2 separate regions of the Homo sapiens genome follow, and region 1 is linked to region 2. A link is a loop called in an ENCODE intact Hi-C map of the cell type or tissue named here. Cell type or tissue: mammary epithelial cell. All regions are shown on one strand.

Region 1 (5,000 bases), 260 kb after region 2:
TGTCTTCTTTTGAGAAGTGTCTGTTCATATCCTTCACCCACTTTTTGATGGGGTTGTTTGTTTTTTTCTTGTAAATTTGTTTAAGTTCTTTGTAGATTCTGGATATTAGCCCTTTGTCAGATGGGTAGATTGCAAAAATTTTCTCCCATTCTGTAGGTTGCCTGTTCACTCTGATGGTAGTTTCTTTTGCTGTGCAGAAGCTCTTTAGTTTAATTAGATCCCATTTGTCAATTTTGGCTTTTGTTGCCATTGCTTTTGATGTTTTAGCCATGAAGTCCTTGCCCATGCCTATGTCCTGAATGGTATTGCCTAGGTTTTCTTCTAGGGTTTTTATGGTTTTAGGTCTAACATGTAAGTCTTTAATCCATCTTGAATTAATTTTTGTATAAGGTGTAAAGAAGGGATCCAGTTTCAGCTTTCTACATATGGCTAGCCAGTTTTCCCAGCACCATTTATTAAATAGGGAATCCTTTCCTCGTTTCTTGTTTTTGTCAGGTTTGTCAAAGATCAGATGGTTGTAGATGCGTGGTATTATTTCCGAGGGCTCTATTCTGTTCCATTGGTCTATATCTCTGTTTTGGTACCAGTACCATGCTGTTTTGGTTACTGTACCTTTTAGCATAGTTTGAAGTCAGGTAGCGTGATGCCTCCAGCTTTGTTCTTTTGGCTTAGGATTGACCTGGCAATGCGGGCTCTTTTTTGGTTCCACATGAACTTTAAAGTAGTTTTTTCCAATTCTGTGAAGAAAGTAATTGGTAGCTTGATGGAGATGGCATTGAATCTATAAATTACCTTGGGCATTATGGCCGTTTTCACAATATTGATTCTTCCTATCCATGAGCATGGAATGTTCTTCCATTTGTTTGTGTCCTCTTTTACTTCATTGAGCAGTGGTTTGTAGTTCTCCTTGAAGAGGTCCTTCACATCCCTTGTAAGTTGGATTCCTAGGTATTTACAATAGGTTTTTATTTTATTTTTTAAGAAACAAGACCTTACCCTGTCACCCAGGCTGGAGTAGAGTGGCACAATCATAGCTCACGGCAGCCTCAAACTCCTGGCCTCAAGCAATGCTTCTCAAAGTGTGGTCCCCAGTCAGCAGCATCGGCATCACCTGGGAAGCAGGAGCAATGCAAATTCTCCAGTCCCGCCTCAGACCTACTGAAGCGGACACACTGTGGGTGCTGCCCAGCAATCTAGGTTTTAACAAGCCCTCCAGGGCATTCTGAAGCGCTGGTAAATTGAGAACTGTTGCTTTAGATTTTCGAACGTGGTTGAACTGTAACCAGAGACGGTCCAGGTTCTGGTTACTGCTCTGGGAATGTGCTTTTTCCAGCCCGGAAGACTTCCTCTGCACAATCCTATCTCCTTGGGTCCAGGGCAAGCCCAGCCTTGCTCTTTGAGAGCAGTAAGACTCCAGGGAAATGCCATATGAGCTGGTGGGATTCCACCAGCATAAAAGGTGGAAATGGAGCCTATAGTGACCACTGCCCCAAACTCGCCAGCGCCCTCATGTGGAGGCACAACTGCAAAGATGCACTGAGTCACTCCCACGCGCGGCTCCTGTCCACCAAGATCCAGTCTGGTTAAAACACTAGGCCTTGCCCATAGATAATAGACAGCGCCACTTCCTTCCGTCCCTTTCTTCCCTTTCCTACCGTGCTATGAGGGGTTGATGCCCTTTGATTTCCCAGACAGACTGATTGCAAGAGCTGAACCTTACTTAAAGATGTGACTTCGGCTGGGCGTCATGGCGCTACATGTAGTTCCAGCTACAGGGGAGGCTGAGGCTGGAGGATCGCTAAAGCCCAGGAGTTGCAGTCCAGCCAATCACTGAGGATTTTTTTTAAATGCAAATTCTGACTCTGTAGGTCTCAGGGGGAGCCCCAGAGCCTGCATTTTTAATAAACGCCACAAACGCACTCTTGCTGCTAATGTGAGAACACCACTTTGAGCGGATATGATTAGGTTGCCCTCTAGTGATAATCCCATGGAAATCCAGGGTGTTTCTAGCTTCACGATGAACCGGGTCAGCTGGGACTTTCCAGAAAATTAAGACTATTAAAGGCCGGCATGGTGGCTCACGTCTGTAATCCCAGAACTTTGGGAGGCTGAGGCAGTAATCACTTGAGGCCAGAAGTTCGAGACCAGCCTAGGCAACATGGTGAGACCTTGTCTCTACAAAAATAAAAAAGTAAAAAATTAGCCAGTTGGGGGTGGTGTGTGCCTGTGGTCCCAGCTACTTGGGAGGCTGAGGTGGGAGGATTGTTTGAGCCCAGGAATTGGAGGCTGCAGTGAGCTACGATTGCACCCTGCACTCCACCCTGGGTAACAGCAAATTAATTAGAAATTTTTAAACCAGCTTTACAGAATAAGAATATCAGGCTTTTTCCTACACTTAAGAGTCAGGCTCTCCTCTACCATATATAAACAAAGAATCTTTCACTCCTAATCTTCTGCCAGCTTTCAAGACCGGGGTACTGGAGACATCTTTATCCCACATTAACTTTTCTCCAAATAATCTCAACTACTTCCTATGATACTGGTTTCATCATGTTGCTTCTTTTTTTTTTTTTTTTTTTTCTTTTTTTTTGGAGACAGAGTCTCACTCTTTTGACCAGGCTGGAGTGTAGTGGTGTGACCTTGGCTCACTGCAACCTCCGTCTCTTGGGTTCAAGAGATTCTCCTGCCTGAGCCTCCCGAGTAGCTGGGGTTACAGGCGCCTGCCACCATGCCCGGCTAACTTTTCTGTATTTTTAGTAGAGATGGGGTTTCCCCATGTTGGCCAGGCTGGTCTCAAGCTCCTGACCTCAAGTGATCTGCCTGCCTCGGCCTCCCAAAGTGCTGGGATTACAGGCGTGAGCCACCGCACCCAGCCCATCATGTTGCTTCTTGTCTTGAAAAACATTCTGCAGCTCTTTGTGCCAGTGTCAAGTTTAAACTCCACAACCTGGCACCCAGAGCTTCTACAACATGGCTCTAGTCTTTTCCAGCCTCATTGGAATTGGATACTTATATATGCTTAATAACTTAACAATACTATATGTTTTATATAGTATTGTTACATATATAGCACCCAAAAATGCTAATGCTGAGATATATATTTGGAAACAGGGTCTTACACTGTCATTCAGGCGAGTGTAGTACAGTGGCATGATCACGGCTCACCTGCAGCCTCAAACTTCTGGACTCAAGTGATCTTCCCGTCTCAGTTTCCCAAGTACCTGGGACTTACAGGCACATTCCACCATGCCCAGCTAATTTTTAAATTTTTTTGTAGAGACAGGGTTTCACTATGTTGCCCAGGTTGATCTCGAATTCCTGGCCTCAAGTGATCCTCCCGCCTTAGCCTCCCAAAGTGCTGGGATTGCAGGCATAAGCCACCATGCCTAGGCTACAATATTATATTAGTGTAAATACAGTATACAAATTTAGTCTGTTTTCATACTTTTAATGAGCAACATACCTGCCACATGCTGGGTGCTACAGAGGTTGCGATACACAATCCTGCCATCAAGCAGTTTAGATGTTTTTTATCTGGCCCTTTTTTACATACTATTAGTTTATAGAAATAGTTCAGGTATTGACATAGCCTATTGTGTGACTATGTATAGTGTTTTGAATTTTTTAATTTTTATTTATTTATTTTTTGAGTCACTATCTCCCTCTGTCACCCAGGTTGGAGTGCAATGGTGTGATCTTGTCTCACTACAACCTCCACCCTGTCTCATGCTACAGTCATCCTCCCACCTCAGCCTCCTGAGTAGCTAGGACTACAAGCATGTGCCACCATGCCCGGCTAATTTGTGTATATTTTGTAATATACAAAATAGGTTTCACCATGTTGCCCAGGCTGGTCTCGAACTCCTGAGTTCAAGCAATCCTCCCATCTCAGTGTTCCAAAGTGCTGGGATTAAAGGCATGAACCACTATACCCAGATAGAATTTTTTTTTTTTTGAGACAGAGTCTCACTCTGTTGCCCAGGCTGGAGTGAAGTGGTACACTCTTGGCTCACTGCAACCTCTGCCTCCCAGGTTCAAGCTATTCTCCTGCCTCGGCCTCCCACGTAGCTGGGACTACAGGGGTCCACCACCATGCCTGACTAATTTTTGTATTTTTAGTAGAGATGGGGTTTCACCATGTTGGCCAGGCTGGTCTCGAACTCCCGATCTCAGGTGATGTGCCCACCTCAGCCTCCCAAAGTCTGGGATTACAGGTGTGAGACACCGGACCCGGCCTAACCAGAATTTTTTGATGTTATTAATGTGCTGCTATGTATACATATCTGGTTTTGGAGGAGGAAAAGGGGAGAATCTATCTTCTTGAGGTAATATACCCTAAAGTAGAATCATTGAATTAAAATTACAGAGTTTTATAGCTGGTTATGTATTGACAGATTTCTTTCCAGAGACTGAAAATATTTCCAGGTTACCCATAATATATTTACATTAGTTTTCATGAAATACATACTTCGTTGGGTTTTACAATTTTAAAATGTATTTGTTACTTTGGCAGAGGTATTTAGGGCTACCACTAGCCTCTAAGTGCCTTTGTGTAAATTAGAGGAAAGTAACTACACAAGCACATTGTGTGCAGTACATCTTTTTTTTTTTCTGAGACAGGTTCTTGCTCTGTTGCCCAGGCTGGAGTGCAGTGGTGTGATCTCGGCTCACTGCAGCCTCTGTCTCCCGGGTTCAAGCAATTCTCCCACCTCAGCTTCCCAAGTAGCTGGAACTACAGATGTGCACCACCACACCCAGCTATTTTTTTTTCTTTTCTTTTCTTTTTGTATTTTTGGTAGAGACGCAGTTTCACTATGTTTGCCCAGGCTGGTCTCAAACTCCTGGGCTCAAACGATCCACAAGCCTCAGCCTCCCAAAGTGCTGGTTACAGATGTGAGCCACCATGCCCTGTCTGTGTGCAGAGCATCTTTGCATGAGGAAAAAAGTGCTAGTCTTCTGGATGGATGCAGCCTTACAACAGGACAGTGACTTTGTGGGTG
Region 2 (5,000 bases):
GGTCATGAACACTATGAAACACCCATGAAAATAAACAGGTTTTTTTAAAGATGAAGAAAACAATTATTTTTTTAAAAAGTAACTATGAAAGAAAATACACTAAAAATGTTAATTTTTTTTTTTTTTTTTAAGACGGAGTTTTGCTCTTGTTGCCCAGGCTGGAGTGCAATGGCGCAATCTCGGCTCACCACAACCTTCGCCTCCTGGGTTCAAGTGATTCTCCTGCCTCAGCCTCCGGAGTAGCTGAGATTACTGGCATGTGCCACCATGGCCCGCTACTTTTTTTGTATTTTTAGTACAGACGGGGTTTCTCCATGTTTGTCAGGCTGGTCTCAAATTCCCGACCTCAAGTGATCCACCTGCCTCAGCCTCCCAAAGTGTTGGGATTACAGGCGTGAGCCACTGCACCCAGCCAAAAATGTTAATATTAGTTGTCTTTAGACTGATGTCTTTTTACTTTTCCATATTTTCAAGAATTTTATATTGATTCCTTAGGACATTTACAGTGAACATAAAAATGTTAGAGAGAGAGAAGAGCTTAACATTTTTCATTAGAGCACCCTTAAAAAAAATATTTTCTAAGGAAACCTGAATTGCTTAGATCTCATCTCTTTTTTTTTGTTTGTTTTATGTACATCTTCGCCTATATTAGATAGATCATTGATGTACTTACCAAAACAAAAGGAAATGGTCCTGCTTCCTATGAAATTGTGTAAGCATGTGCCCTAATAACCACCTTTGTTTTAGTTCTTTCCAGTCTATTTAAAATTCTGGTCTTTATCTGACAAGCTGGAACTTCTTTACTTCTTTTTTTTTTTTTTTTTTTTTTTTGAGACACAGTTTCGCTCTCGTTGTCCAGGCTGGAGTGCAATGGCGCGATCTCAGCTCACTGCAACCTCTACCTTCCAGGTTCAAGCGATTCTCCTGCCTCAGCCTCCTGAATAGCTGGGATTACAGGTATGCACCACCATGCCCAGCTAATTATGTATTTTTAGTAGAGATGGGGTTTCTCCATGTTGTTTTTATTTTTTCCTTAACTTTTTTTTTTTTTTTTTGAGACAAGGTCCAGGGTCTCACCCTGTTGCCCAGGCTGGAGTGAAATGGCAGGATCTTGGCTCACTGCAAACCCTGCCCCCCAGGCTCAAGCAATCCTCTTGCTTCGGCCTCCAAGTAGCTGGGACTACAGGCATGTAGCCTTGCAGGCATGCAGGCATGGGCCTGGATAATTTTGTAATTTTTGTAGAGCTGGGGTTTCACCATGTTGCCCAGGCTGGTCTCGAACTCGAACTCCTGAGCTCAGGTGATCCATCCCCTTCAGCCTCCCAAAGTGCTGGGACTGTAAGCATGAGCCACCACGCCAGGCCCATATTGTTATTTTTCAAAAAGAAAGAAAGGAAAATGGTAAAAATAATGATAAATATTGGTATTATTTAGTCTCCAAAAAGAATAGCATGACCTTTATCAGAGGTATGTCTAGTTCTCAGAAAAAGAACCCAGAGCAAGAGAAAATGACAGATATTTAATAGGGGGCGAAAGTCTTTTTACATAAAACCTGTCAAAAAAGAAAATCGTGTTGTAATTTGGGACTGTAGCCTGCTGTCAGTTATTTACAGGAGTTTGAATAGCATTGGGTTGGGTTGTATTATGCCACCTAAAATCCAAACCAAATAGGTGTACCCAGTTAAACAGACTTGGGAAGAGAAGTGTGAAGTGTCAGCAGGATTCTTGAAGTCATGGTGGAGGGGAAGAGAAGTGGCCTGCAGATTTCATCAGCAGTTCTTCCGGTTCCCTCCTTTTTCCTAAAATAATCTCTCTGAATTTATCACTTCTGTTAGGAACATACAATATGTTTTTGGTACAGATTCTACTTAAATATCAACAATTTTTCCACTCTGTCAGCTGTTCTATAATATGTGATTCTGAAAACAAACCAAAAAAAAATAACAAATACTGGAACGCTTTCTGCTTTTAAAGTTTGCTCTTAAATGATGTGACCCCTTTTATGATGGATGTTGTTAGCTCCAAGGGTGCCAGATTTAGCAATCCATTATTTATCCTCTTCTCCTGGGACTCATCGTTTTTCCTACATTACCACATTTCACGTTCACAGCCCTTTTAATGCTCACACCCTGCACTGTTTTGTGTACATTCCATTCATCCTGCTCAGCCATTATGGGTTATTGCCATCTGGTGGAAAAACAGGGTTGACTACCAGATGGTAGTTTTGAAATTCCGGAAGTGAAATGAAGTTGTTTTCATCAGGGAAAAACACATTTATGTCTCATGCATATTCTGGTGTTCTAAAACAACGAGCGTTTTTCTGTTCCATTGCACATGGGGAAGTATACAACGATTTCAGCTGCTGAACACATTAAAAAATTGACTTTCTATATACACTACACAAAAATCGTGCTTGTAAAAAAGTTAGGTCCCCTTTTTATTTCTTTTTTCTTTTCACTCTGTCAACCCAGGCTGGAGTACGGTGGCAAGATCACAGCTCACTGCAGCCTCAATCTCCCAGGCTCGAGTGATCATCCCACCTCAGCCTCCTGAGTAGTTGAGACTACAGGCTCACGCCAACACAACTGGCTAATTTTTTTAAAATTTTTGTAGAGACGGGGTCTCACTACATTGTCCAGGCTGGTCTCAAACTTCTGGGTTCAAGTGATCCTCCCTCCTTGTCCTCCCAAAATGCTGGGATTATAGGCGTGAGCCACCGTGCCCAGCTGTCCACCTTTTTAAGTAATCCTGTGATCATAAAACAAAAATGACAAAACAAAATAGAGCTAAAATGTCTCAACTGCTTATCCCTTCACTAGGAAAAAATGCAGTATTAGATGTTTTCTACTTTTAAGTTCTATTATATAATAGCACACTTGAGTCATTAAGCAATTTTAGGGTATTAGTTCTTAAAATGAGATTCATTCACATTCAAAATTTAGCATAGTCTTCAAAGTGACAGGATGAATATTAGTCCAAAATGACTTAGGAGTTTCTCTTTCTCAAATTGTCATAAAATTTACTAACACTGTTACAATCCTTTAACATCTAAATTAGGCCAGGTACAATGGCTCATGCCTGCAGTGCCAACAATTTTAGAGGCCAAGGTGAGGAGATTGCTTGAGCCCAGGAGTTCAAGACCAGCCTGAGCAACATAGCAAGATCCTGTCTCTACAAAACATTTTTTTTTAATTTTTAAAGAAAAATAAAAATCTAAATAAAATGAGGTAGTAGGCCTGAGCTCCTCAAAACTATCAATATTATAAAAGACAAAAAAAGGCAGGGGGGGTGTGGTCAGGGACGGTGGCTCGCGCCTGTAATCCCAGCACTTTGGGAGGCCAAGGCGGGCAGATCACTTGAGGTCAGGAGTTCAAGACCAGGCTGGCCCACGTGGTGAAACCCTGTCTCTACTAAAAATACAAAAATTAGCTGTGTGTGGTGGCACGTGCCTGTAATCCCAGCTACTCGGTAGGCTGAGGCAGGAGAATGGCTTGAACCCAGGAGGCAGAGGTTGCAGTGAGCTAAGATTATGCCACTGCATTCCAGCATGGGTGACAGAGCAAGTAAGACTCTGTCTCAAAAAAAAAAAAAAAGGCGGGGATTTTCACAGTCTGTTCAGGCTTTTATAACAAAATACCATAAACTAGGTGGCTTACCAACAAGAGAAATTTATTTATCACAGTACTGGAGTCTGAGAAGTCCAAGATCAAGTTCCCAGCAGATAGCAGGGAATTGGTGGCCCATGCTTGTAGTCCTAGCTACTTAGGAGGCTGAGGCAGAAAGATTGCTTAAGCCCAGGAGTTTGAGGCTGCAGTGACCCATGAGCACGTTACTTCACTCCAGCCTGGGTGACAAAGCAAGACAAAGCGATACCCCGTCTCTAAAAATGAAAATGAAATTACAAATGTTTTAAAGAAGGTGCCAGCAGATTCAGTGTCTGTTAAGAACCCACTTTCTGATTCATAGATGGTGCCTTCAGTTGGGTCCTCACATGGTGGAAAGGGCCAATGAGCTCCCATGGGCATATATTACAAGGTCTCTAATTTGGTATATGAGGGTTCACCTTGGGGTTTAGGATTTCAACATATGAATTTTGAGGGATGATAAACATTTTGACCATCACAAGGATTGTTGTGGTTAAAAAGATATTAATGAGACATAATTATCAACCATATTCTTTTTTTTTTTTTTTTTTGAGACAGAGTCTCGCTTTCTTGCCTAGGCTGGAATGGAGTGGCGCGATCTTGGCTCACTGCAAGCTCCGCCTCCCGGGTCCACGCCATTCTCCTGCCTCAGCTTCCCGAGTAGCTGGGACTAAAGGCGCCCGCCACCACGCCCGGCTACTTTTTTTTTTGTATTTTTTAGTTGAGACAGGGTTTCACCGTGTTAGCCAGGATGGTCTCGATCTCCTGACCTCGTGATCCACCCGCCTCGGCCTCCCAAAGTGCTGGGATTACAGGCATGAGCCACCGAGCCCGGCCTTATCAACCGTATTCTTGATTGGATTGTGAATCTAGAAAAAGAAAAGCTTTAAGGATAATTGGAGAAATTTGAATATGGGCTGTATATTACTATTATTACGTCAATTACATTTCTTAGGTAGAACAATGCTGTTGTGGTTATATAAGAGAATTCCCTCTTCTTGGGAGATGCAGGATGAATATTTAGGTGTGGAACTTACTTTTTTTTTTGAGACAGAGTTTTGCTCTTGTTGCCCAGGCTGGAGTGCAATGGCACGATCTTGGCTCACCACAACCTCTGCTTCCTGGGTTCAAGTGATTCTTCTGCCTCAGCCTCCCGAGTAGCTTGGATTACAGGCATATGCCACCATGCCCAGCTAATTTTTTGTATTGTTACTAGAGACGAGGTTTCGCCATGTTGGTTCAGGCTGGTCTCCAACTCCCGACGTCAGGTGATCAGCCCACCTCGGCCTCCCAAAGTGCTGGGATTACAGGTGTGAGCCACCGCACTCGGCCAGAACTTACTTTTAATTGGTTGAA

Evidence for each region. A loop is a pair of places that touch in the nucleus more often than their neighbours do. Peaks named below come from ENCODE experiments on the same cell type or tissue, not always from the same donor. Only the 100,000 strongest peaks of a DNase experiment are listed, where the experiment ranks them.
Region 1: a loop joins it to region 2, with 18 times the contacts of the local background. A loop is called at or near these places in 2 of 110 quality-filtered maps.

What each region holds. Positions count from the first base shown.
Region 1 is chr10:32,208,968-32,213,967 of GRCh38, forward strand. No RefSeq gene overlaps it. Among named protein-coding and RNA genes, the nearest start is that of EPC1, 140 kb to the right of the region's middle. In mammary epithelial cell, CTCF peaks have their summits at 1,504 (motif pointing left) and 1,965 (motif pointing left); no DNase peak of the experiment used is centred here.
Region 2 is chr10:31,945,620-31,950,619 of GRCh38, forward strand. The region is part of intron 2 of LOC107984219 (a long non-coding RNA gene); the gene reads left to right. Among named protein-coding and RNA genes, the nearest start is that of ARHGAP12, 19 kb to the left of the region's middle. In mammary epithelial cell, a CTCF peak has its summit at 2,195 (motif pointing left); a DNase peak (open chromatin) is centred at 2,162; H3K27ac peaks cover 1,891 bases.